Linked DNA regions of Homo sapiens: all the other regions are linked to region 3. The links are chromatin loops, found by intact Hi-C in ENCODE. Cell type or tissue: endothelial cell of umbilical vein. All regions are shown on one strand.

Evidence for each region. Hi-C counts contacts between places; a loop is a spot of excess contacts. Peaks named below come from ENCODE experiments on the same cell type or tissue, not always from the same donor. Only the 100,000 strongest peaks of a DNase experiment are listed, where the experiment ranks them.
Region 1: a loop joins it to region 3, with 8 times the contacts of the local background. A loop is called at or near these places in 4 of 110 quality-filtered maps.
Region 2: it touches region 3 in a loop (4-fold over the local background); 3 of 110 quality-filtered maps call a loop at or near these places.
Region 4: a loop joins it to region 3, with 5 times the contacts of the local background. A loop is called at or near these places in 2 of 110 quality-filtered maps.
Region 5: a loop joins it to region 3, with 10 times the contacts of the local background. A loop is called at or near these places in 4 of 110 quality-filtered maps.
Region 6: a loop joins it to region 3, with 11 times the contacts of the local background. A loop is called at or near these places in 3 of 110 quality-filtered maps.
Region 7: it touches region 3 in a loop (9-fold over the local background); 3 of 110 quality-filtered maps call a loop at or near these places.

The regions. Positions count from the first base shown.
Region 1 is chr5:127,871,101-127,875,100 of GRCh38, reverse strand. All of the region lies in intron 5 of CCDC192 (coiled-coil domain containing 192), which reads right to left. Among named protein-coding and RNA genes, the nearest start is that of CCDC192, 170 kb to the right of the region's middle. In endothelial cell of umbilical vein, no CTCF peak of the experiment used is centred here; DNase peaks (open chromatin) are centred at 2,380, 3,170 and 3,930; H3K27ac peaks cover 2,248 bases.
Region 2 is chr5:127,986,744-127,990,743 of GRCh38, reverse strand. The region is part of intron 2 of SLC12A2-DT (SLC12A2 divergent transcript); the gene reads left to right. Among named protein-coding and RNA genes, the nearest start is that of SLC12A2-DT, 94 kb to the left of the region's middle. In endothelial cell of umbilical vein, no CTCF peak of the experiment used is centred here; a DNase peak (open chromatin) is centred at 2,473; H3K27ac peaks cover 990 bases.
Region 3 is chr5:128,036,937-128,040,936 of GRCh38, reverse strand. All of the region lies in intron 2 of SLC12A2-DT (SLC12A2 divergent transcript), which reads left to right. Among named protein-coding and RNA genes, the nearest start is that of SLC12A2-DT, 44 kb to the left of the region's middle. In endothelial cell of umbilical vein, no CTCF peak of the experiment used is centred here; DNase peaks (open chromatin) are centred at 1,479 and 2,086; H3K27ac peaks cover 1,967 bases.
Region 4 is chr5:127,906,852-127,910,851 of GRCh38, reverse strand. The region is part of intron 6 of CCDC192 (coiled-coil domain containing 192); the gene reads right to left. LOC124901059 (a long non-coding RNA gene) reads right to left here and starts at 1,692. Exons shown (of 3, transcript XR_007058925.1): 1 at 1,650-1,692. In endothelial cell of umbilical vein, a CTCF peak has its summit at 1,549; DNase peaks (open chromatin) are centred at 111, 781 and 1,541.
Region 5 is chr5:127,885,681-127,889,680 of GRCh38, reverse strand. All of the region lies in intron 6 of CCDC192 (coiled-coil domain containing 192), which reads right to left. Among named protein-coding and RNA genes, the nearest start is that of CCDC192, 180 kb to the right of the region's middle. In endothelial cell of umbilical vein, no CTCF peak of the experiment used is centred here; a DNase peak (open chromatin) is centred at 2,180.
Region 6 is chr5:128,199,318-128,203,317 of GRCh38, reverse strand. No RefSeq gene overlaps it. Among named protein-coding and RNA genes, the nearest start is that of SLC12A2, 120 kb to the right of the region's middle. RefSeq lists a silencer at 1,709-1,888. In endothelial cell of umbilical vein, a CTCF peak has its summit at 1,786 (motif pointing right); DNase peaks (open chromatin) are centred at 1,787 and 3,977; H3K27ac peaks cover 425 bases.
Region 7 is chr5:127,861,804-127,865,803 of GRCh38, reverse strand. All of the region lies in intron 5 of CCDC192 (coiled-coil domain containing 192), which reads right to left. Among named protein-coding and RNA genes, the nearest start is that of CCDC192, 160 kb to the right of the region's middle. In endothelial cell of umbilical vein, no CTCF peak of the experiment used is centred here; DNase peaks (open chromatin) are centred at 1,983 and 2,343; H3K27ac peaks cover 2,929 bases.

The sequences.
Region 1 (4,000 bases), 170 kb after region 3:
TTTCAAATACACTCTAAAGTGTGATACGACCACCAAACGCTGGTGTTTTCTGATATTTAGTATGGGATCCATACAGGGAAAGTGTCAAGGGTAAGAAAGCGTCAAGCATAAGAATGGTTTTTAAGCAGTAATGAACAGGAATGCCTTACTCTAAAATAATTTGATTTATGAGATCGAAATCTTTGGGAGAACTGCATTAGGAACTTGTTACATAATCAAAGGATTCACCTCGAGACTTCATGACTCGAAAGTTCCTTTTAGGGTTTCAGAGTAGATTTGATTCATTAAAATTGGATTTATCTGCAACTTTGGAGAAGCTGTCTGTTGTGAAAGGTGTTGCATTTGCGCTTTCGTGTTGCTTTTGTATAGCTACCTTTCCACTGAAGAGCTCACCTTGCCAAGTCTTTGTGGGCTGGTAATTAGGAAGCCGGGAAAATAATCTACTAACATTTCTTATCAGACATAAATCTTGAGATAGGGAAGGGATGGTTTTTGCTCACTAGGTAAGATCATATTCTTCCCTGGCCTCTGAAGGCACTATACTCAGGCAGTAGGGAACCACTCTCCTCTTTGAGAGTAACACCAGTAAAATCAATTTATCAAAAATGGTCTTAAATAGAAACAGGCCTCTCATTTCAAAGACCCCTCATTTCACTTTTTGCTTTGTTGCCAGTACAACTACATACATCATCTGGATGATTTATGAGATCTAAACCTTTGGGAGGTCACCCAGATCAGGTTATCTTCTAGACCCCAAACAGGAAGATCAGCACTTCACTAAAGCTTAGTTAATGGCATGAACATGGCTAAAAGAAATGTGTTACTCGAAGGAGAATGGTAGTCATGGAACTTCTTTAAGGGGAGTTAGAGGGTAGAATTAGGCAGGGTTCAGCCAGCACAATCCAGGTGAGAGGTACCGTGAGCCACAACACAGAGGCCTGGTTTTCATGGCAGTACTTGTAAAGAGGTGGCACTAATTATTAGAATGCATCCTCTGGGTGTCAGACACGATGCTGGCCAGCTGTTGAAACATGAAGGCTGATAGTCTCTGCCTCCAAGTCATGAAGACCTTCTAATGAATTCCCTTCTTCTGAGCCTCCATTCACTGAAAGCCTTCATAATTTGGCCTGTCATGTAGATTAATTCAGGAGAGACCAAGCTGACCAAGAAATATGTCTGGGTATTTGACAGCTGGACAGCTGTGTTTTTCAATTATTAAGTTGGCATTTTAATATATACCTCTGTCTCTGGTGAGTTGGTTTGGATCAACTTGTTCATGAGGATCTCATCTATCCCAGGCCTGTGGTGACAGCACCTTGTGAGGTCCTGGATGGTAACCATTGACCTTTTCCACTTCAATACTGTTCCATGCTCAAATTTCTACACTTTCTTTTTACAATTTAGAACTTTGGAGATATAGAGTAGGAGGAAGGGCACAGAAATGAAAATTGAGAAAGTGGAGAGAATGAGGGAAAATGAGGCAAGAGAGATTGTGAAGGGAGTGCTAGAAAGTGTCCAAAAAGAACTAACAATAATATGTGTGCTGAAATGTTAAGGACTAGGTGTGCTGATGAGAGCAAGTTGCACTGAAATGCATAAATAAGACAGTTTGATAGAGAAACAATAGATACGTGTTAAACCGAAGATAGTAAAATATTCACTATAGAATCTAGTTTTTGAGTTATATGGGTGTTTACTATATAATTATTTCAACTTTTTTGTATGTTTGCAATTTTTCATTATAAGATATTAGGGGGAGAAAGAACTGAAGATTTATCTTCCTTACATTGCCCCTCCCTTAATTCTTAATAAATGGTATTCAAATTCTCAAATCATGTCACAACTATTCATATGCAGATATGTATTTTTCCAGAAACTTTTCTCAAAGTATGCATTGACAGTAAATAAACACAAGAAAAAATAAATGCAGTGAGGTGAGAATTAATGAACAGTCACTAGGAGCTGGCATGGTGTCTGTCACTAAGAAAAAGTCTTACCAAGCTACATTTTCATTTTGATGGAATAATTTGATGGATAGAATGCAGGAACTCAGTGGACAGACACAGGGGTTCTCAATATCAGTTAAGAATTTCACCTTTCTAGGTACAAATTTTAACTCTTTTTAAAAAAATATTCAATTACCAGACCACTTTGCTGTCTGTCTTTTATGGTGATTATATGTTCTGTCTCTTCTTACTATTATATATTTGTATATTTACCTTATAATCTGAGAAAGAAATTGAGACTATTTAGTTTGGAGAAGACATTACAGCATACAGGGCAGTCATGCAGTTGACTTTAGTTACCTAAGGGACTATTCAAAAGGAGAGGAAGCTGAGTCAAACAATGTTGTTCTCAAGATAACATGAAGAACAATGGGTAGAAACCATGAGGAGGCAGATGTTGGCACAACATGAGAAAGAGCCCTCCACACAATCAGAGCTGCATCCAGAACAGGATAGGATGCATCCTGGCAAAGACCTCCTGCTCTGGGAAAGATCAAGCAGGGACTGGATGGACATCTTCAGGCAGGCCCTTGGTGACCTGTGGGACTTGGGTTGAGAGGTCACTGGAAGTTGGGCTTCCCTCAACTCTTTCCACTTCTGGCTTTCTCCAGCTCCCCGAGGGGCACAGCACATGAGTAAATGGACATCTCAGCCCTCAAAGCCTCCAGGGTTGGTACAGTTGGTATACTTTAAAGATAATTCTGGTATTTGTGAGAAGCTAGATAAGAAGGTTAACAAAGCCTGTGCGTCCCTTAGAATTCAAGGATAATGTGAACCAAAATATCACTTTATTATTTAGCTATAAGGGAGGAGAAAATGAAATTTAAATTAAAAATTGGATAAAAGACTTAGATTGGCTGTCTAACATTTCTGTTGAGACCTTTTGATTACTCAGATACATTTAAAAATAGTTCAACATCTTCATCTTTTTTTTTCTTTTCTCCAGAAAGAACTGCTCTTTGCTATTAATTCATAGCTTTAACCAAGCCCTTTGGGCATTTCAAACAATTCAATTTGCCAACATGTTTTTTATTAGTCATAGACATCAAATGATTTCAGCAACAATAATATTTTCCTTGCTGTTTGGCGTTCACTAGCCAGGCAACCCAAATGTCATACTTGAATCTAATGCAGTCTATTATGGTCTCCTTAGTAACTAGGAACTCTCTTTGGTGATTACTGAAAGGATAGGAAGGCTTTATAGCTTGGAGGTAAATTCCTATTACCGTGCTCTTTTCCTACTTCTCCTACCGGGTGGAAAGAGGGAGGAAATCATGTATTTGTGCAATGTTTTGAAAAGGAAATATCTATTCGTATCATATTGCTGAATGGCTTGCATTATTCCAAGTTAATGAGAATTAGAAATAACCAGGGAGCTATTCATAGAAGAGCGTCAACACAAAGTTGCCAGCACTGTTTAAAATTTCTGGGTATTTCCACATACTTTAAACCGTGGCAATTACCCAATTGCCTGGCACATGACATTTCTAAGCCTTAGATTCATGTCATAGGACTACTGTGGGGATCCAAGGACATAACATAGAAATGACATTACCCGACACTATGCCGTGTAGTAGTTATGTCTTTCTGGTTTTGTCATTACTCTTAAAACACATAAGAGAAATTTTCAACTCTTCACTAAAACACTAAAGTATCTTTTCTAAGCACTTTCTCTAAGTATACTTTAGTGTTTTAGTGAAGAATTGAAACGTTACAGAAAATAAAATGGGAGTTATCATACTTTACAGAAAATAAAATTCATACTTAATTGAAAGCAAGATGTTTCATTTCTTCTTCTTTTTTTAGAAATTAAGTTTTCTGCATGATTACATTGATCTCCTCACTTTGGATGGGTAGACAAAACTTAATGTTCTGAAAACAGACATGCAAATAGCCTTGATTCAATCTCCTGCCAGAGCTGGCCCGGTGCCTAGGCAAAGTCAGTGGCTGCCTGCGTGTAATGATGTGAGGAGCACTCCAAGGCACTGCCTCTT
Region 2 (4,000 bases), 50 kb after region 3:
AGGAAAAGAAGAAGTCAAATTGTCTCTGTTTGCAGATGACATGACTGTATATTTAGAAAACCCCATAGTCTCAGCCCCAAATCTTCTTAAGCTGATAGGAAACTTCAGCAAAGTCGCAGGACACAAAATCAATGTGCAAAAATCACAAGCATTCCTATACACCAATGACAGACAAACAGCCAAATCATGAGTGAACTCCCATTCACAATTGCTGCAAAGAGAATAAAATACCTAGGAATGGAATACAACTTACAAGGGATGTGAAGGACCTCTTCAAGGAGAACTACAAACTGCTGCTCAAACAAATAAGAGAGGACACAAATAAATGGAAAAACATTCCATGCTCATGGATAGGAAGAATCAATATCGTGAAAATGGCCATACTGCCCAAAGTAGTTTATAGATTCATTACTATCCCCCATCAAGCTACTATTGACTTTCTTCACAGAGTTGGAAAAAACTACTTTAAACTTCATATGGAACCAAAAAAGAGCCCGCAGAGCCAAGACAGTCCTAAGCAAAAAGAACAAAGCTGGAGGCATTATGCTACCTGACTTCAAACTATACTACAAGGCTATACAGTAACCAAAACAGCATGGTACTGGTACCAAACAGAGATATAGACCAATGGAACAGAGCAGAGGCCTCAGAAATAACACCACACATCTACAACCCTCTGATCTTTGACAAACCTGAAAAAAACAAGCAATAGGGAAAGGATTCCCTACTTAATAAATGGTATCGGGAAAACTAGCTAGCCATATGCAGAAAACTGAAACTGGACCCCTTCCTTACACCTTATACAAAAATTAACTTAAGATGGATTGAAGACTTAAACATAAGACCCAAAACCATAAAAATCCTAGAAGAAAACCTAGGCAATACCATTCAGGACATAGGCACGGGCAAAAACTTCATGCCTAAGTCACCAAAAGCAATGGCACCGAAAGCCAAAATTGACAAATGGGATCTAATTAAACTAAAGAGCTTCTGCACAGCAAAAGAAATTATCATCAGAGTGAACAGGCAACCTACAGAATAGGAGAAAATTTTTGCAATCTATCCATCTGACAAGGGCTAATATCCAGAATCTACAAAGAACTGAAACAAATTTACAAGAAAAAAACGAACAACCCCATCAAAAAGTGGGCAAAGGATATGAACAGACACTTCTCAAAAGAAGACATTTATGCAGCCAACAAACATATGAAAAAAATCTCATCATCACTGGTCAATAGAGATATGCAAATCTCTATTGAGATTTCTATTCTGTTAGAATGGTGATCATTAAAAAGTCAGGAAACAACATGCTGGAGAGGATGTGGAGAAATAGGAATGCTTTTACACTGTTGGTGGGAGTGTAAATTAGTTCAACCATTGTGGAAGACAGTGTGGCTATTCCTCAAGGACCTAGAACGAGAAATACCATTTGACCCAGCAATCCCATTACTGGGTATTTACCCAAAGGATTATAAATCATTCTACTATAAAGACACATGCAAACGTATGTTTATTTCGGCACTGTTCACAATAGCAAAGACTTGGAGCCAACCCAAATGTCCATCAATGATAGACTGGATAAAGAAAATGTAGCACATATACACCATGGAATACCATGCAGCCATAAAAAAGGATGAGTTCATGTTCTTTGCAGGGACATGGATGAAGCTAGAAACCATCATTCTCAGCAAACTAACACAAGAACAGAAAACCAAACACCGCATGTTCTCACTCATAAGTGGGAGTTGAACAATGACAACACATGGACACAGTGAGGGGAACATCACACACCAGGGCCTGTCGGGGTGGGGGGACTAGGAGAGGGATAGCATTGGGAGAAATACCTAATGTAGGGTGACGTGTTGATGGGTGCAGCAAACCACCATGGCACATGTATACCTATGTAACAAACCTGCACGTTCTGCACATATACCCCAGAAATTAAAGTATAATTAAAAACAAAAGAAATTTTTTTTAGTGTTATAGAATTAGTATTGGTGAATTCCTTCTTTGCTATTGTTTTAAATTTCCTTTGAAAACAAACAGCAGTTGAATTAAATATGTTGAATTGGGAATATGCCAATATTTTATTCTTCTTAAAATTGGAGAATGTGATGACTCTGAAACATATGCATCCTGGCTTAGTCTAAGCATCAGTCATTGATTGCTGTGGCTGCCTTCAGTGTAAATCTTGTTTAACCTTAGTCTAGCTCAAAAGACAAAATGCTCTCAGTTAGGTTTGACAGAAGAACCTGTAAAAACAAGAGGCTTACATTGTACCTCTGGATGGTTTGGAGTAACTTGTGATAGATACTCTGTTCACCTGGCATAATTAGATTCAACATTGTTAAAATGTCTGGATTCATAATCACAGCTCTTGGGAACATTAATAAATTGTGGAGGCCATTTTGTTTGCATTCCACAAAGGATGATCTTTTTGTAAAGCTTGCTGTGCAGGGGAGATTTTTGGGCTCTCTTCCAAGATGACTCAGCTCTTGTCTGGCTGTTCTATGAATTGGTTACTTGGAAAATAATGTAAATAACAACTGCAATGGTAAATTACAAGTAGGGACAGCAAGCATCCTGGACATCTAGCATGCAAAAAAGCCCTGCCCATTAAGGCAGGCATTTAGGTCAGTTGCTGATGCTATGGAGGCAGATGTTATGGGAACATTGTAGCGTACATGTGTTTGAGCACATCTTGCTCAGGGATGCTGGATGTGCCTCGCATTGCCTTGACCACAGACACTGACCACAACCAGGTATCTGGAGAGGATGGAACAAGAGTAGTGCAAATTTATAATCATTTCTGAAAAAAACAAAACAAAACAAAACAAAAAAACCTCAAAGCTCCTCAAATTCTAGAATATACCATGTGGTTAAACAGCTAATTACATGCTGCCTATGTTTTCCTTAATTTGTTCCACATGTGATAGTCTTAGCTCCCCAAATAGACTGTTAGAAGGCATAGTCCCTGACAAAGCTGGGAAGCATGAGGAGCTGGTATTGGAAGTCCTCCCACCCACCCTCTCCTGGTGTCCTCCACTACCCTCCCCATCAGCCCCCAGAAGTACTACTGTTGTATCCCCTTTCCCCTAATAGGACACTGTGCTCTAGGCCTACCCAGTGTGACCTTTCCAATTAGGCAAATCTGTTAGAATTTGCTCAGTACTTACTGTGTGACCTCTGGAAAGCTCCTTATCTCCTTGTTTCCTCCCTGTATGGAGCTAAAAATACTGGATGGTTGTGAGGATTAAACAAAGTAAGGTATTAAAATGGCTTAAACAATGTGTAGCACATGTAAATAGTGTAATAAATGCTGCTCCTCTTTGCTTCTCCTCAGTTGAATTCTAACTGTACTCTACACTTACTGAGGCTGACTCTCATGAGTTACATCTGTAAATGAGAATTATGTATTTTAGAGTAGAAAAGGCTTTAGAAATGATCCAGGCTGGAAGTTTTTGAGGAGTGTTCTCCATGGCCTCGGGTTCCTCTGGGACATCCCGAGGAAGGCTGCAGTATTGCCCAAGGAGCAGAGCTGGTAGAGCTCTGGCTTTTGACCTCTTTTAATCAGAGAAATACTGCTTTTATCAGTTGTAAATAGTGAGATTTTCATAAGATTTCATTTTGGGAATACAAAAGTGTTCTGTTCCTTGCCCCCACCCCCACCCCCCAAAAAATAGTTTGAAATGCTGCTTTGGCCAATACTTCATTTTATGGATAAGGGAAATGAAAAAAACTCAAAGACATTACAGATTCAAGCCTTTGCCTTGTTCTTTCTACCCCAAGTCCTTGGACTCTCCCTTCTTGGAGCACTTCCTTTAGCGTTTTAAATGCCATTTGACCAGACTCCACATTGAACTGTACTCTTGCAAGCTTTGTTCAGTAAAGATTTATTAAATTCAAATTACCACCAAAACTTTCACAACTGTTTATGATTGAAGCCCCTTCTACGACTGCCAACATAATCTGAGTTTCATTTGTTCACTTTTTGAAATCC
Region 3 (4,000 bases):
TTTTTTTGAGATGGAGTCACCCAGGCTGGAATGCAGTGGCATGACCCCAGCTCACTTCAGCCTCTGCCTCCCAAGCTTAAGTGATCCTCCCATCTCAGCTTCCTGATTACCTGGGACTACAGGTGTGCACGACCACACCTGGCTAATTTTTTGTATTTTGGGTAGAGACGGGGTTTTGCCATGTTGCCCAGGCTGGTCTTGAACTCCTGAGCTCAGGTAATCCTCCCGCCTCAGCCTCCCAAAGTGCTGAGATTACAGGTGTGAGCCACTGCTCCCGGCCCAAGTTTATATTTTTGCTGTTCAAGAAGATAGGCGAAAACTGAAACCTCTACCTACACCATATAGCCTAGAAGAGATCTCAGTGGCTCATCTTGAGTCAGATGCCCACTCATGGTTCAATAAACTATGGTCTAGAAGACAGGGTCATATGGATGTTTCTATTACAGCCATACAGATGGAAAGAGAATAGAGGATAATTATCAGAGAAGGAAATAGCAACACAAATGTTATTCAAATATAATTACAGAACTTACAAGTGGTTCCAATGTGTCTTCAATTATTTTAGGAGAAATATCCTTTTGCAGCTATGGCTTAGGTCATGAACAAAAGAGGAAGATGGATCCCTGTGCTAAGCAAGAGCCTGGGTTCTAGTATGAGACTGCCTATGTTGGTATTTCCCATCTGCTACATCCTGATTATGTGATGTTGGGCAAATTCTTGAGCTCTTTGTGATGCAGCTACCTTATTAGTAAAATTGGGAAGAAAATGATTCCTGCCTTGTAGATTGTTAAGAGGATTTAATTAGCAAATGGATAAGATATGTGTAACAGTGTCCATACATTAGTAAATGCTCAAAAAATGTTAGCTATTGATATTGTTATTACCATTAAAGAAAAAGTGGTGAACACTGAGCATAAAATTCAGCAGTATAGCACTTGTCATTCCTGTCTATTAACCCTCATTGTCCAATGTATTTGCTAGGTGCTGGTAGAGATTCCTAGTTTGAACTTAAATTAAATTTGTCACAGGATATCCTTATTGGAAATCCCAGATATGTGTTTACCATTCTGACTATTAGTCTTCTTTTTTTATTTTTTTATTTTTTTGGGTGGTGGGGACAGAGTCTCACTCTGTCGCCCAGGCTGGAGTGCAGTGGTGTGATCTCGGCTCACTGCAAGCTCCGCCTCCCGGGTTCACGCCATCCTCCTGCCTCAGCCTCCCAAGTAGCTGGGACTACAGGTGCCCGCCACCACGCCCAGTTAATTTTTTGTATTTTTAGTAGAGATGGGGTTTCGCTGTGTTAGCCAGGATGGTCTTGATCTCCTGACCTTGTGATCCACCCATCTCAGCCTCCCAAAGTGCTGGGATTACAGGCATGAGCCACCGCGCCCAGCTATTAGTCATCTTTTTAAAACATTCCTCCAGGTTTATGTGTGTATGCTCACAAAAGACACAAAGAGTTAAGTCAAAATGTACGGAGACCAGGAAGGCGAGTCTATCAGTAGCAGCAAAATGAAGATGTGAACAATCAGAAGTTTGAGGATCAGACAGTGACCTTCTGCTCCAGGCTACAGTAAATCAGAAAGGCACAAAATTTTGAAGGAAGAAAAAAGATTCATCTTTATATATATTTTTTCCCTAACTGCTATACAAAGCCCCAAAGCCTGGAAGTGTTAATTATTATATGATCAATAGTCCTAGCCAAAAAGAAAAAGAAAATATTTAAATATTGAAAGATTAATTATAGATAATTTAAGTCATATGACATAGAATGCAAATAGGAGTTTGGCGGCCACCAAATCAAGAACTTATTTTAGCAAAAATAAGAACTGTCTGTTTAAAATTTTAAAAATTTACTATGTAATTATTTTGAAGGTCAGATTTTATCAAATGAACCCAGTCTAAAACTACATGCAAAATATTATGAAAATGTATTAAAATAGCTTCTTCTGTTTTATTTACCACACCTACATTCTTTGTGCATATTCACATAGGAAGCAGCTAGAACTCAAGCAGGCAATTCCTTTATCTCATCAAAAATAGAAGCCAATAGTTGTAATGACTCACTTGTTTCCTTCTGCTTTCAATCCTTATCTTGGGACCACAGATTGCATTAGTTTTTTAAGTAATTGTACATCTTTTGTGAAGCACTTTGAAGTGGTCTGGCCATGTTTAGAATTCCTAAACAAAGCTAAGTTTGTGACTGAGCCCTATCTCTTTAATGCCACACTTAATATGATTTTGAGATCCTGCACAAGTCACTGACAAAAGGATCAGAGCCAAGCTCTTAGTTAAATTAAGAGATTTTCCTATAGTTCAATTTGTCATACTTTTCTTCACTTCTAAAATATACTATGAGCATGTCTAATTATAAATTCTTGGTAACTTGATGCTTAGAATTTTTTTCTTCTGTATTGTCCTTGACACCAATTTCTTTTTTCTCTGCATGAAATATAATTCAGAAGTTTGAAAACAATGAAGGTCCATATGAGATTAACCCAGGCACAATGGATTTGACTATTAATACAATGTTAAAATGTGTGGAGTGGAGTGTAATGGAAACTGCTAGTAGCTCCCCCAAATCCATTTTCCGCTTAGTCTGTATTAACAAAGTCCCGGTGTCCATCTGGGTACATGGCTGCCCCATATCAAAGCTATGTTTCTTAGCCTTCTTTGCAGCTGGGTATGGCCAAGTAATTCCCTTCTGGACAATGGGATTTAAGTGGCAGTCATGTTTGACTACCTTTGGACTTTCATGTGAGAGTGTTAATTACCTCCACACCTCACCACCCATCTGCATTTCATTCAATAAAGGAATAGTGGGAAATGATAATAAAGTAGTTATTATTAGTAATTAGTGATTATCATTGGGTACTATAAAGAAGCATGAGAGAGAGCTAACCATACCTCAGTCTGTAAACAGAGTGACAGTCCTGAGCCTTCACCTGCATTCTTAATTTTAATAGAAGCAGATCCATCCTTAAAAATACAAAATATTTGTAAACTGATGGTTACTTTTCAATTGAAGGTTATCACGTATTTTAGACACTACCCACTGATTTGCCTCTGTTAAAGGTGAAAAATGGGAATTGGATCCAAATCATGGCAAGAGAGATTTGGGCTATAAAGATAAATTTAAGGAAGAATTTAAAATACTAAAAATGATTAAAATCTACATAAAAGACCTCAATTTTGACTATATTTGAAAACAGGATAAACAGATGCATTTTGTATTCCAGTTTCTTCAGTCTCCTTTCTGATACAGAGTTGGATGAGTCCCCTACATATTGCATTTATTTAAAATTATAGAAGCACTTTTCTGTGAAAATAAAATACAGTATCTTTTCTTATTTTTATGTTTCTAACGAGCATTACTTTAAAAATTGTATTCACATTCAGACATAAGTGATTCTTAGGGAAGATCAAAAAAAAAACACAGGCTTACATTTTCATTTTTGTTGTGCAATTCTTAGGTAGTCAACTAAGTATATATTTAATCATATCAACGCATCCAGTTAAGCTATAATTTCTAAGCCATCTTACAGGTCATATAAAGGACAAAGATATCTTCATTGCACACTGTAAATATTTTGTTTAAAACATCAGGTAAGATTGGATATAATTATAGTTTTCTTTATCAAATTTAGAAGGCTGTCAACCACAGCACACATTCATTCCACTAGTCATTTTAATCAAGTCTGAAAAGCATAGGGCAAACATCACTCCAATCAGTTGTCATCTAGACCCTGGGGCAAATATGCTTAAGCAATGCTGAATTCTCCTGGACGTGAGAAAAGAAACAACTGTGAGAAGAATCTGCACTTCCTTGTAGTAGCCTCTGCAAATTCTTGAATGCTGGCCATCTCCTTTCACTAGAAAAAAAAATGAGGCAATTGATGAATTTCTGTTAATTCTACTACTCCTACAACAATAGCAAAACTGATGCTATTTTTTTCTATTATTACTTGAAAGAAATCTTGTAGAACAATCATATTTCTTT
Region 4 (4,000 bases), 130 kb after region 3:
CTCTCTCACAGTCTGCCACTTTTAAACAACCTCAAAGGCCTATTCCCCATGGGTTATACTTTGGCAGGACACTGCTGTTAGCCTGTGTATGGGGTCATGTGAAATACTGTGATCTGGAGAGTCAGTGGTCCTCTACTTACTACTGGATACCACCTTTCCTGTGGCTCCTGCATGGGAAAAGAAATCTCCATGTTTACTGCAGCGGGGAAACAATGGGACTTTTTGGGGAATTGTGCTACATTCAGTTATTTACGCTTCTACATATTTGTTCAGTTCTGAACAATCACTAATTCAACACTGGGAGTTTATGGCTGTATGGATTTCCCTAACTACACACCCAACCATTTATAAGCACAGCTGGAAGTTTCCTTTTATATTGCACCAATCACTTGCTAGTAAAGATGGATGCACTAACCCACAGATCTGAGAAAGCCAGCCACATTGGTTTTATCTGGATCTGAATTCTTTGTATTAGTTAATTTACTTAAGAAGCCAGTCTAAAGAGCTGCCACCCATTCTTGTGTGTTGAGCTTTTGCAATTTTTATTTAGTGAAGATGCCAAAAGCTTCGAAGGACCCACCAAGCAGTGATCTTGTTTAAAGGTTGATAGAGGATTTTACATTCATCATCTTGACAGCCATAAAGGCACATATTATTTTCAGATAATAAATAAGACAGGAAGAGTCTAGCCTCTAGCTTCATGCAGAAGATGCAAATCTGAGGCTTTGGAGGCTCAGAAAGGTCAACTTTTCTTTGCAACACATTCTGATTGTTTTCATCTTCTTATAGGCACTTGGCCTGTTTTGTCTAAGTTTAACATAAGCCTTTTTCACACAGGTGCTTTTCTTGGCATCCACAGAGGAAATGAGGAAACTGTGCCAAATTAAAATGAGCACATTTTGAAAATACGGAAATTTGATCCTTGTATTGATTCCTTTTCATAGAAGAGGCAATAAAAGCCATTGTAGAGATGAATTGAGATTGTGGTCTCCCTTAAGAATTAAAATATATATATAAACCATTCTGTCAAGCTTTGAACACTTCTATTCATCTATTTTGACCAGAAAATTTTAAAAAGAAGAATTTATCATTAGTCCAGTAAACTTCAGTGCATCATTGTCTTAGCACTTTATAACTAAAGCTTAAAAATAAAGTAATGCTATTAGGAAGTGCCCTGGACCAAGCTCAGAAAATATGAAAGTTGCTTCTAGTTTTTTTTTTCCATTAACTAGCAATGTGACAATGAATGAATTGTGTCACTTTACAGCTGTTGATATTGGAACTATTGTATACTAAGGACACAAAAGACTGCAAATTAGGTAGCAAGTTAAAAAGTAGCAAACATGTTAAAAATAGGAAAAGTCTGTTTTCTTCCTAAATGCAACCCATTTTGAAGAACACGTTTATCTAAATCTAGTATGGAATACCTCAAAATTTAATTGATTTCTTCTTTTTATTGATCTTCTATTCTTGCATAGTAGCAAGGGGAAGAAGTGAACTTAAACTTGCCCATTTAGGGTAACTCAGTCCTTGCAGTTTGGAAACAGAAGTGCTCCTACTTGTGGCCAGTCAACGTAAGGTATTGTGAAGGGCCTTGAAAAGTCCTCAGGCTCTGTGTGGTGAGGCAGTGAAATTGGCCCCAGACCCACCTGGGTGTGTATCTCCCTGTCCACTGCTCTCGCCCAGGGGTTGATCTTGTGTCTGCCTTCACAGACCTTTCTCCCTATTCTCTCTTCAGCTCCTCCTTCTAGCAACAAAAAGGTAAGCATTTTCTTTATATCACATCACATGACCTCCCTTTCTTCTTCATGCTGTAATCTAGGGCCAATTCTCCAAGCTTGAGTTCTTGATATACACTATAAATTGAACAATAATAAAGTTACATTTCATTGGTCAAAAAATGGTTGAATGTTAAAAATTTTGTGCAACTCAACCTATGAAGATATGATTTTGAGAGTCTGAGAAAATCATTTTTTCTTCTCAAAACCTGATTTTCACAACCATTATTTCCCTATAGAGCTTAAAAATCTCAACTTGGATGCCAAAGTTGAACAGTTATTCTTTGTACTATGCAGTGTTTACTCTTCCCTACCCTGAGGAGTAACCCTCAGCCTCCCACAAGGTTTACACTTAATGACAAAAGGAAATGCGAGGGAGAAATAAAAATAAAATAAAATTACCAAGTCTATAAATCATATCAGAGGATATTTCAAAATATTAGTGTTCTACCAGTATAAAAATTCAACTCAGGTACAAATATAACAGTTTTAAGTTTTTCTTGAGCATGTGACAACGCCAACATGATTATATTTTAGCAGGAAGAAGTGATGTTAAACTTTATTTCTAATCTAATTTGTTTGAGGTTTTTATTCTGTTTTGGGAAAGTAAAAGAATGACTTATAGTATTACTTTAAGAATAATACCCCTTTACACTTCTTTGAAAATTAAGATTTAGAAAAACCCTGTTCATATAATTGTATTTCATTTAGTTCTGAGTAAGAACCTGTAGACCTCTAAATTCCTAAGGGGAGAAACTGATTTGTCCCATATCAAAGAGCTGTTAAATTATATGACCAGGGGAAATAAATGTGTTTGGATTATTAGTATGTTTTGAGCATTTCCCCCTCCAAAATAATCATCTATCTGGAAACAAAAAAAAGCATGAAGTTAGCTGTCCCAGTGCTGAACAAGCTGTGAGATGTGTGTGGTCTGTGTGTGTATAAGACGAGACATTAGATGAGATGGGTCCTCTACAGGTGAGCACGATAATGGCATTAAGCCAATCTTTAATGGTTTATCCAAAACCATTAAATTGTGGTTGTAGTCTTAGAAAGTACCAACCCTGAGTAGGCAATAATCTTCCTTCCTTCACAAATACACTGCCTGTTTATTACAACCTGATTATGACTTAAAGAGTTTATGCACCATTTCTATTTGGTCTAGATAGGCAGAATGCTCTGGGTTATCAGATTAAATATCTGGATTTTCAGTTCATATGGATTCAACTAATTTTACAAACCGGCTAAAGATTTTTGTAGGTTTTGTTTTGAGAGAAGAGTCACCAGCATACCAAAGATTTTTGATGACTTAATTTTTGATAAATAATAAATCTTGTTATGTGAGCTACATTACTTCTACCAGTTTCAGCCACTGGTAACAGACAGATATAATGAAAATTTAAACCCTTTTGAAGTAAAATCGAGGCAAAAATCATTAATTACTTGAAATAGCTGATTAAGATAAAGCAAAACCTTTGAAATAGATGTCAGACTTTAACATTTATTTTAAAAGCAAAACTTTGAATAGATGTCAGACTTTAACATCTATTTATATTAGTCTCTCTGTTGAGAAAGGAAATAAATAATTAGAATAGTTTTTTATATCTAAAATTACTATAATTGATACTAATATTGGATCACAATAACTGAAGAATTGTAATATGCAAAATTGTTTTCAATGTAAATTACTTGAGATAACTTTATAACCCAAATCTGAAGTTTTAAATTAGGTAAAATAAAACATTTCAGTTTGTTTTAAAACATAAAATTTGAAAAAAATACCCCTATATAAATGAATTATTTTATTTTTTGTTCTGCTCTTATTTATTTGTTTAGTCTCTGTAGACACTAAAATTATGGCTAACTTGTGGGTTTCTTGGACTTTGTTCACAGATATGACTCCTTGTAACTTTTTCCAAATTCAAACAAGGTAGTGGTAGAGCTTTTCAGTAGTATAAAGATGTGGTTTTTTTCAAAACCAAAATGAGCTAACACTTCACACCTGTTAGGATGGCTATCGTGAAAAAAAACCCAACCAAACAAAAAAACAAAAACCAAAGAACCCTCAAAATATCAATTGTTAGCAAACATGTAGAGAAAATTTGAATCCTGGTGCACTGCTGATAAGAATGTAAAATGGTTCAGCAGCTGTGAAAAATGATGTGCCAGCTCCTCAAAAATTAAACAGAACAACCATGTGACCTAGAAATTTCACTTCTAGC
Region 5 (4,000 bases), 150 kb after region 3:
CCTGTAATCCCAGCACTTTGGGAGGCTGAGGTGGGTGGATCACCTGAGGTCAGGAGTTCAAGACCAGCCTGGTCAACATGGTAAAACCTCATCTCTACTGAAAATTCAAAAATTAGCAGGGCGTGGTGGCGAGCTCCTGTAAGCCCAGCTACTGGGGAGGCTGAGGCAGGAGAATTCCTTGAACCTGGCAGGCAGAGGTTGCAGTGAGCCGAGATGGTGCCACTGCACTCCAGCCTGGGGACAGTGCAAGACTCTGTCTCAAAAAAAAAAAAAGAAAGAAAGAAAAGAAAAGAAAAGGAAAAAAAAAGAAATATGCATGAGAAATCAGTCATTTAAAAGGGATAAGAGTATTTACTTATTTATTGCCTTAGATTAAATTAACCAAAAGGAAAGCTGATATAATTGAGGCAACAGAAGACTTGTAGATCTATCAGTTTTCTTCAGGAATGTTTTCAAAGGATGAAAGCTTTTTTATATAATAGAAGTAAAAGCGTTCAGCAGCATGTGCTCATGAAAAAGGAAAAAAGAAAACCTCAAACCAGTTTCCATTCCCATGAGCATTTATTCTGATGTGAATTCTTAGCATCTTGGTAGTGCTTTATTGATGAATAAATTAAGGTACTTTATTTTGTTTGCCATTATTTCCACATATGTATCTTTGTTTAGAACCCACAGCTTCTGCTAAATAAATTACCTCCCTTTGGCTTCAGATCAAAAACAACCTCAAAAGAAGGTCATCTTTTCTGAAATTCAATTATTGACTCTCTCTTGGGACTTACAAGGAAAAGTTATGGCTATGAAAAAGAAAAGATTAGCCCCTTGTATCTGGAAATTTTGTTTATAGCATCAAGATAGATGGATTATATAAGGTCTGGTTTAAATACTGTCTTCTTCTGCCACAGTTAATAAAACTAGGCACTGATTCTCACATTCAGAGTAGTCAGCTGTGTATTTCCCTCAATTTCTTTGACAGTGTCTTAGATTTGTGGAGTTAAGTACATTCTATTAAAAATTAGTATGTTCAATTCTAACTTTTGCTTCTATGACTACATGACACTTAGTGGTTAACATCCATAAATGAGAACAGTTAAATAAACGTGGCATTTCCATTTTCTCCTGCAATCCTATATGAATTAGAAGTATAGTGATACTAGATCTAGTATTCAGGAGCATGGTCCTGATTTCAAATATCTTTGAGTATGAATGTAAATTTATACGTGAGAATTTATGTCAAGAGATGTCCTGACTTTTTTTTTTGTTTGTTTGAGCCAGAGTCTCACTTTGTTGTCAAGGCTGGAGTGCAGTGGCGCAATCTCGGCTCATTGCAACCACTGCCTCCCAGGTTCAAGTGATTCTCCTGCCTCAGCCTCCTGAGTAGCTGGGACTACAGGCACCAACCACCATGACTGGCTAATTTTTGTATTTTTAGTAGAGGTGGGGTTTCACCATGTTTGCCAGGCTGGTTTCGAACCCCTGACTTCAAGTGATCTATGTACCTTGGCCTCCCAACGTGCTGGGATTACAGGCGGGAGCCACTGCACCCGGCTGTCCTGACTTTTAGATCTAACAATACGATCACAATACATATATAAGGTATTAAAAATTGAAAATTAAAAATATGTATTTTAAAGGAGTTCTCATGTTGAAAGCTTGTTAATCTTTAAAAAATAGTAAATAAGGTTGGGCGCGCTGGCTCGTGCCTGTAATCCCAGCACTTTGGGAGGCCGAGGCGGGTGGATCACGAGGTCAAGAGATCAAGACCATCCTGGCCAACATGGTGAAACCCTGTCTCTACTAAATATACAAAAAATTAGTCGGGCATGGTGGTGAGCGCCTGTAGTCCCAGCTACTTGGGAGGCTGAGGCAGGAGAATGGCATGAACCCAGGAGGTGGAGCTTGCAGTGAGCCGAGATCGTGCCACTGCACTCCAGCCTGGGTGACAGAGCAAAACTCTGTCTCAAAAAAAAAAAAAAATAGTTAATAAAAATTATGAATTAATTAATGTTACACATAATTTAAAATGAAAATGAATAATGTCTGGTTGTGGCAAAACCTTACAAAAATGAAATAAAAATTAACTACATATTGTCAGAAATTTTCCAGAGGTTTTGGCAGTCATCCAAAGTTACAAAAACCTATTTACTCTGAAGAGCCATCAAAATTGTTCTGGTCAGCTGGGATAAAGGGACTGGAAGGCATTGTTTTTCAAATAGGTTGATGTATTGTGAGTCAACTTAGAGGATGACACATTTCCCTGAAGTCAGAATCCTATTATAGACAGCCTAGTGTGATAAAGAATTTTGCCATCCTATTGCCTTATACATTTGGGGATTTTTTTTTTTTTTTTTTTTTGAGACAGAGTCTCTCTCTGTTACCCAGGCTGGAGTGCAGTGGCACGATCTCGGCTCACTGCAACCTCCACCTCCTGGGTTCAAGTGATCCTCATGCCTCAGCCTCCAGAGTAGCTGGGATTACATGCATGCACCACCACACCCAGTTAAATTTTGTATTTTTTGGTAGAGACAGGGTTTCCCCCTGTTGGCCAGGCTGGTCTCAAACTCCCTACCTCAAGTGATCAGCCTGCCTCGGCCTCCCAAAGTGCTGGGATTACAGGTGTGAGCCACCACACCCAGCCTTTTTAAGAGTTAAGATAATATAGATTATAACATAGAGATTCTATAGAGCTAAGTTTTATCCCCTTGATCTGTCTTGTAAGTACTTGTTCTGCCTTTGAAGACTGGTAACAATTCTTGTTTTCTTTCATTCCTGAAGCATACATCTATTTCTCTTGCCATTTCTCTTTGCATCCTTTCATTTCCTTGGCCTCAGCAATCTACCTTTTTGAGTTACAATCAATCAATTTACCATTGACCCTTGAACAACACAGGGGTTAAGGTTTCTGACCTCCTGCACAGTTAAAAATTCACATACAACTTTTGACACCCCCAAAACTGAACTGAACTACTAATAGCCTGCTGTTGACTAGAAGCTTTACTGATAATATAAACAGCTGGTTAACACAAATTTTATGTGTTATATGTATCATATACTGTATTCTTATAACACAGTCATCTAGAGAAAAGAAAATGTTATTCAGAAAATCATAAGGAAGAGAAAACATATTTAGTATCCATTAAGTAGATAAATGGATCCAAGATCTTCATCCTCAGCATCTGAGGAGGACGAGGAAGAGGAGGGGTGGTCTTGTCATCTCAGGGGTGGCAGAGGCAGAAGGAAATCTGGGTATAAGTGGACCAGCACAATGCAAACCTATGTTGTTCAAGGGTCAACTGTATAATAATACAAGTTCAGTCTGTGACTGAGGGCTCCTCCTTCCTTTGTTTGCCAAGTTCTATTCAAAGTTCTCTAGAATAGGAATGGGGCTCCTTCCTTATTTACCAGGAAAGCCAGGGAAAAAAGTAGCCCCGGAACATGTCTTGACCATCTTTATGGAGCAGATGCTCTATTGGTGTGCCCAGATTCAGATGATAGCTTGGCATGGCAGGACTTCCAGGTCTTAGTGGAAAACTGGGGAGTCGGGGACATTTATAGCCACAGTTTCTGGGATTAAGAAAAGCACGTGCAGAAGAGCAGTAACATTTTCAGTCTTGCCAGACCTGTTTCTTATGCTTGCCTGAGTTAATAATACACTTTTTCTGGGATCCAACTGCATACGAGGCAACTAAGGAGCAATGAATGCTGTTCCTCTTACATTTCTTCTTTTTAATCATATGTTCTTTGGCAAATATCAAATTATGGCTTTATTTAATTGAGGAATTTAGAGGCATAGTAGGGTAATCTGGTCCAAGCCAGTGTATCTTTAGAATACCATAGTAAATTACCATATACACATAGATTACCATAATGCACAGAGGTATATATCTAATATACATATTAGATACATATAACATTATCCCACTGGCCAGAAATAAATGCTGTGCCTTCATACAGAAGTCTCCTGCTTGTCCAGCAGGATTTGGTTTTGTGCATCCTTTCTAAA
Region 6 (4,000 bases), 160 kb before region 3:
GCAGAGACTGCCTGTGTGTCCAATGGCTAGTCACCAAACTCTATACCCCTGTGCATTAGTCCGTTTTCACGCTGCTATGAAGAAATGGGTAATTTATAAAGAGACTGGATAACTTCTAAAGAAAACAGGTTTTATTGACTCACTGCTCCACATTGATGGGGAGGCCTCAGAAAACTTACAATCATGGCAGAAGGGGAAGCAGGCACATCTTACATGGTGGCAGGAGAGAAAGTGTGAGCGTGTGAGGGAGGCACTGTCAAACACTTACAAAGCCATCAGATCTCGTGAGAACTCACTATCACCAGAACAGCATGGGGGAAACTGCCCCCATGATCCAGTCACCTTCCATCAGGTCACTTTCCTATATATGGGGGGATTATGGGGATTGCAATTCAAGATGAGATTTGAGTGGGGACGCAAAGCCAAACCATATCACCCTGGTACCCCCAGATTACAGCACTGGGAAGATGAGAGGAGAAACATATGTGACAGCACTCAAGAACCAGAACTCAGAACTCAGGGGCTAGAAGGGAACTTTAGGATCCCCACCTCCCTCATTTAACAAATTTTTCAAAACTAGTCTACAGAGGTAGATGTAAGACAACTTGATATGATAATTAAAATTGATTTCACACCACTAGACCTGAAAAAGACAAATTCATGCACATTTGCTAGCTGTCAGAACTTTAAGCAGGTGACTTCATCTCTCTCTTCATTTTATGATTAAATTGCCAATAAAAAAATCATCTCATAGGACTGTTCTCGAGATTACGCAACATACTTTGCAATGCAGAGATCAGAATGCCACACTCCACACTCATGTAACTCAGATGGGCCATGCAGACGTGAGGTTATTGGACTTGAGATATAAGCAGCTTTCTCTGGAGCCTGACGTCTATCTCCAACAGAAGGAGAGAACTGAGCAGGAGATCCTCACCTTACTATGGTTAGAATGTTTGTGTCCCTTCCAAAATTCATGTTGAAAGTGAATCCCCTGTGCAACAGGATTAAACATGCATCCTATAGGAAGGTGATTAGCATCTTATAAAATGGCTAGAGGGGGCAAGTTCATCTCTTCTTGTCCTTTTTGCCTTTCCTCCATGTGAGGATGGGGTTCGAGGTGCCATCTTGGAAGCAGAGATGGGGGCCCTCCCTAGACATTGAACCTGTCTCCGGAACTGTGATAAATACATTTTTGTTCTTTACAAATTACTCTGACTCAGGTACTCTGTTTACAGCAACACAAAGGGACCGAGACGCCTCTCTTGTATGAGGTCTTGTCATGCCAAGTGTATGGGATTTGGAGTCAGCCTGGTCACAGTTTGAACCCTTGTTACACCATTTTGAGACTGCGGACCTCAGAGAATCTGTTTCCTCTTCTGTAAAATGAGGTGACTATTCCTCTTCTGTAAAATGAGGTGACTATTCCTATCTAGCTTGGGGTACAGTAAGATTAAATAATGCATGTCAGATGCCTGGCACCTAGCGGGGATCCAGCTCATCTAGAACCTTCCCCGCTCTTTCCCCTCGCTTGTGTGGCAGGAGTGGTCTTGGGCATCATGAAATCATTCGACCCCAAACTGTCTCCCCGGCAGGAGTTTGTTTTGCTTTCTTGAAATCGGCCATCATTCAATTCCTCTGCCAGAGTCCATGTTAGCCTGAGACCAACTGGAAATTTTTTGCCTCTGAGAAAGGAAACCAGAGAGACTCCTCCGTGAGCTCCGGAGGAAGAGACGCCAGCCTTCTGACTTCTCAAAGCATGTTATTCGCATCACTACCTACTCAGGCCACACGGGGGAGCCGCGGGCCGGGCAAAGGCGAGTCCGCGCGCCCGCCCAGCGCACACCTGCCCGGCGGTGGCGGATGCCGGCTGCGGGCTCCCAGCGTGGGCCAAGAGTCCTCACTCGGCGAGTTACACTGAAATCAAAATGAAGCAGAAAGATGTGGCTTTAAAAAGAGAAAAACATTTTCAAGTCACGTGCTTTTTTCTTCGCTTCCCTCTTATCGTGAAATCTGAGAAATGTCAAACAAGAAAGGAATGAAGTAAATCAGGATTACAGTTTAATTCGAAGGCAGGTGGTGGGGGGTGAAGGGGAGGGAAGGAGGGAGGGAGGAAGGAAGCAGGAAGGAAGGATGGACGGATGAATGGGTCTATCCTAGGATCCTTCTGTTGGTGTGAAGTTGGGAGTGACTCGGGTTAAGCAGAAATGGGATTATGCGAACCCTCAGTCACGTGTCTGGGAAAAGGATCTCTTGAAAGACTGGAGGTTTTAACAAATAAGGATTTGCCCGCATTCGTGTACTTTTCGGCACTATTTTCTCAAAACAGCAGACACCTGTGGGACTGAATTGTTCACTAATCCTCAAAGAATAAAAGCAACCTAGAAGCATTTAAAGGGCAGTTAAGATAACAGCCTGAACTTGGACAAGCAGGTGGCCAGTTCCTTAAGCAAATACTTAGACACCTAACTAAACACTACCTCTCTTTTTTTCCTTGACTTAAGCATTTCAAACCAAGCCCCCACCACCTTCCTGAGCCAGGGTCCGCAGGAGCTCCAGGGCCACTACACATGGTGTTGCCCTGCCCTAGATAATCAGTAAGTATTCACTGAATCAATAAGCACTTTAATAAATGATCCTCTCTTCAAATCATCATTAACCTTAATCCTTAGCATGAAGGAAATAATGAAATAATGGTTATTATAAGTTAGGTCTCAAGAATTCAAGCATACATGAAACATGCCATGCAAATCATATTAGTGTGTAGTTGTTACAACTAGAACACTCAACCAAGTCACACGTTCCAAAAAGCTCCAATCCTAATAATGCTCCATGCCTATAACCCCTTTGAGCTATTCCCCTGTCACCAGCAGCCTTCCCCCTTTATAGATTTAATCTTTTCATTCATCCCTTCATGAAGTAAATCCTGTATTGAAAACTCCAAGCTGCTCACAAATAAGATAAGCCACTAGAGGTATGAAAGTGATTGTCAGTTACTCAATCTAATGGGGAAATCAAATAAATGACAGTGGGATCGTCCAACAGATCAGGTGGAAGGGCTACAGGAGGAGTGTGGTGATGGGATGTCACAGGAGTTTTACAGAGAAGGTGACTTTTGAGCTGTGTCATCAGGAAACAGTAAGACTTTGCTAGTTGGAAAAAGTCACAAGTAATAACTGCAGTTTCCCAATTCATAATGTTTAAAAAGCATGGGTTTTTGAGTCACACAGTCCTTAGACACTTGACAAGATAAGGCATTAATAGCAGAGGTTCATTTGGCTTTTTCACAGTGATAAATTCATTTATTTTTAAAATATTTTGGCACTCCCCTTTAGTTCTACAAATGTACTGATACTATACTACAGTTATCAGTGAAGCAACAGCATGTAGGAGTGGGATCCATGGGTTCACCTAATACCTTAAATATCTGCCATAATCTCTTGGTAGTCCTTCCCTCATCAGTGATGAATAAGTGGGAAACAAAATTATTACACAACCCATAGTGTTCATAAGAGAAACCAAACCAGTTCTTTGCTTCATTCATTCACTTATTCATTGACTCAGACATTAATATTAATTGCTGATTATGTTGCAAGCCTTGTCTAAGGTTACTACCCCTAAGGAGCTCCCAGATTGGTGTAGACCACAGAACAAAACCAGGTAACTCAAGTGTGTTACCAGGTGACACCAGCATAGTGAGGACATGAAACGGCCAAGCTGGTGAGCACAGAGGGGCACAGCAGAGAGGGACCCTAATCCAGACCTGTGGCATCAGAGAAAACTTCCTGGAGGAGGTCTTTCTGAGCTGCTTCTTGAAGAGTGCTGTACTTTCCTCTAATCTGGTCTGGAGGGCTCTCCCTGGAGAGGGGTTATAAATTCTAGTCCTGCCCTGATGGGGCTACAGGAAAGGCGGTCATGAGTATTTACAGTGTGCCTTTCATGGGATACTACTTTACCCTGGTCAATGGCCTCATGCCTAAGTGTCTGACTCATGACCAGG
Region 7 (4,000 bases), 180 kb after region 3:
CAAAGCTGAACTACCTTCAAGTTCATTTGCCTGATAGCTACAAGACAAGGTCACTTTGGGGGTCTCACTGCAAACATATTTTATAGTCCCTCCCAATTCTGTCCACATTCATACAATTTTATAAATGTGTACTGAAGATATCTGATCTAGTATGGATGACACTGTAGTCTTTGTCGATTTGATGATAAGAAAACCATGTTTCCAATACTGAAACAAAATCACTCCTTGTTTTTCTGAGTTAAAACCTTAGAGTCTAACAGTCTGACAATCATTAGCTTAACCTCTCCCTTCAGCTTTCCTGAAGCACCTGTCCTTGACCACTAGGGCAACCTACACCCCAAACCTTGAAAGGTGATGGAAAAAATAGCAATAGTCTGCTACAGCTGAAAACTTCTTTACTTAAAGGTGTCAGTCCTGCTCTGTGGAAGTAGTTGAGCACCTGGGGAAATGGTCTGAACTTCAAGCAGTATTTGCACTCTAAATCAAGTTTAATTTCTCATACTCAACATTTCAGCTGTGATTTTAGTTACTTTTTTTGTTTTATCCTTCTCCCCTATTTAGAGAAGCTTTTTGTTCATGTTATGAAGCCATGTTTCATAGGTGGAGAGACAAGAATATTTAGATTTATATATAGTTATTTATTTATTTTTTTAATTTGAGTCGGCATCTCGCTCTGTCGCCCAGGCTGGAGTGCAGTGTCGTGATCTCCGGTCACTGCAACCTCCGCCTCCCGGGTTGAAGCAATTCTCCTGCCTCAGCCTCCCAAGTAGCTGGGACTACAGGCACGTGCCACCACGCCTGGCCAATTTTTTGTATTTTTAATAGAGACGGGGTTTCACCATGTTAGCCAGGATGGCCTCAATCTCCTGACCTCGTGATCCGCCCACCTTGGCCTCCCAAAGTGCTGGGGTTACAGGCGTGAACCACCATGCCCAGCCATTATATATAGTTATTTTTAATAGTCCTTAGAACATAAGTTTAATTTCAGAGTGTGATGTTGCAAGTGAATTGGGTTATATGTATGCAAGGTTAGGTTGCCAAGACATGACCCAATAAAAGAAGCACTTGATACTTGTAAATAGCATGTAAACAGAGAGAGAGGGAAAGGTGTGGTGGTGATGTGAACTTTTACTATGGAGATATTAGTAAGTTTCATATTGCATATTTTAACAAGCCTAAACAAATGTCCTTGCTCTAAAACAAATCATCACATACAGATTATTCTTTGGTTTTGTTGGATTCAAGGACTATCTTGTTAATTTACTCACCAGCAAGATGTCTTAACTAATTCCATTACAAATCTAGCACAGAAAAGACAGCACATGAAGCTGAACTCCCAAGCAAGGATCTTTAAGTAGATCTCAATATCCTATCTGGTAGCCCTCTAAGCCTGTTTCCATCAACACATGCTCATTTCTGGGAGATATGCACGGATAGCAGGTAGGGAGGGAACTTGTGGATTTGGCTTAAAACCACTTGCCTCATCTCCCACTAGTGACTTGTGGTGTCACAACTTCCCAGAGTCTGAGAATGTAAAATTTAGGAATAATCATATGAGTTGTTAATAAAGAGGAGTTTGAGGATTTCCCAATGTAGATAAATGGTGAGTTTCCTGCTATGGTCCTGACCCAGAAAACTCAAGTGAGTCATATTTAATCAGTTATGTTTTGAACTCAAACTTTCTGATCATCCTTTGTAATAGTGGGAGCGACAATGACCTGAAACAAGACCACTCAGATATGAAAATGTTTGGTGCCCAGAAATACATCCTTGGTACACCCTGGATTGACTCTGATTTTTTCTAGGTAAGAGTGAGGCTGACCCAAGGCCAGCCAAGCTTCTGTAAAACTAAAGCTCAGGAGATGCACAACAAATACATATATTTTGACTGTTTAAAAGAACAAACAGATGAATAATATGCTCCTTAATTTTGCTCAGTTTTTATGCGTCAAAGTTGAAAGTGACCTCTACTTGCTCTAATTTCCGTTTTATAGTGCCTTATCTAAACTAACAATGTCAGTTACTCTGAGTCACAAAGGAATTTGACTTTTCAACTCGAAGACTTTTTTTTCTTTTTAATTGTGATTTTAAAGTGCATAACATAAAATGTACCATGTTAATTTTAACCGTTTCTAAGTGTACAGTTCGGTAGTATTACATATAGGCACATTGTTGTGCAACCAATTTCCAGAAAGTTTTCATCTTGCAAAACTGTCCAATACCCATAGACAACAACTACCTGTTTCTTCCTCCTTCCAGCCTCTGGCAACTAAAATTCTAGTCTCTAGTTCTGTGTATTTGACTCTTCTAGGTACCTCATATAAGTGGAATCACACAGTATTTATTTTGAGATTGACTTATTTAACTTGGCATGATGTCCTCATTATAATTTACTCTCCAGCAAGGCATCTTCTCTAACTCCATTACAAATCTAGCACTTTATTTATGTTGTACTATGTGTCAGCATTTCCTTCCTGTTTAAAGCTGAATACTATTCCATGGTATGTATACATATTGTTTATTCATTCATCCATGGATAAACACTTGGGTTGTTTCCAGCCCTTGGTTACTGTGCAGAAGACATTTCTTGAGGTAGTGATCATGGTAGCACAATAATTACAATACTTGCCTTTTCCAAATTAACTGAAACTTTTTACCTTTTAATTATAAATTTCATTCTCTCTTTTCAAAAATACTTACTTTTTGTTTTTGTTGCCAAAGAGGCACATAGGCCTTAAAGTGGGAAGACATTTTGAAGCCATCTCAGATCTTATTATATGGTTCTGGTAGTACAATTTCTATCACAGATTTGTAAGTTAAGCTTTCCTTTTGTGTCTCACTTAGAGCCTTCCTCCTTTTTTTTTTTTTTTTTTTTAAATAAAGGAACAGTCTATGCTACTGTCACTGTGACTTACAATGCTTTTATTGGGAAATGCAAAACCTCCATGACAGATAGAGCCAGGCCTGAAGTCATCAAGCAGACATCACTCAAAGCATTAGTATAAGAAATAGGAAAACTCAATGCATTAGTATAAGAAATAGGAAACCTTATGATAAATATTCAGGGGCTGTTAGAAAAGAAATTACCATCAGATAAGCTAATTAAGTGGTGAACTTCTTTCAATCTTCTACTCTTTTGAAAAAGAGGTGCTAAGGTTTCCCCTATTGTTCTATAGTTTGGGATTTGCACATCAGATCTATCTGAAGAGTTTCTTAAAAATACGCATGCTCTAGATTCTCTCTAATCCTACTCAGTCAGAGTTTGGGGAAGTTTGGGCATGAGACTGTAATTTGGCTTTTAGGCTTTCTGGTTGGTTCTGATATATACAACTATAAAGATCAACTGTCAACTGAAAGAGTATCTTAGGTAACAGCCAGGTGCTGGCCACAAAAGCTGTGAGAGTCCTTGTGGGCATGTGTATGCTTGTATCCATGAGGGCACTGAGGCCAGCATGAATGTTTTGGGGGAAGTAGAGATGGCAGTAACTCCAGAATGTTGCAGATGGGGAGGTTCCCATGAGAACTTGGTCCATGTAACATGCCTGCCATTTTTCTGTAGAAGGCCAGTTTCAGCTTGAGAGAGAAAGAGATTTGTTGAAGCAAAGGAATTGCAGGTTTTTGAAATTATAAATATTGCAGTGCAGTTAAGGAATTTGTGGAGTATAGCAGCTTCCTTTCTTAGCGTAGATATGAAGAAATAGTAATCAAAGTATCAAACTGCACCAAGTCATTCAATGCTCCAGCACTCCCTCTGTCTCTGACTTGGAGAAAAAAAACCCAGTCCTTCTGGTTCTTATTTCCCACTCACAACTCCCTTAAAACTCATTGCAGATCAAAACAACTAAAAATGTTTCCATACCTGTTTTCACGCTCAGTACATTTTTCAGTTATTTCAATGACTTTCATAGGCTTCAAAGAAATCTAGCAGGAAAAAATCTAAGTCCTTTTCCTAACTCCATCAACAGCAGAGTAATCTGAGGCAAGTGCCTTGATGTTCACT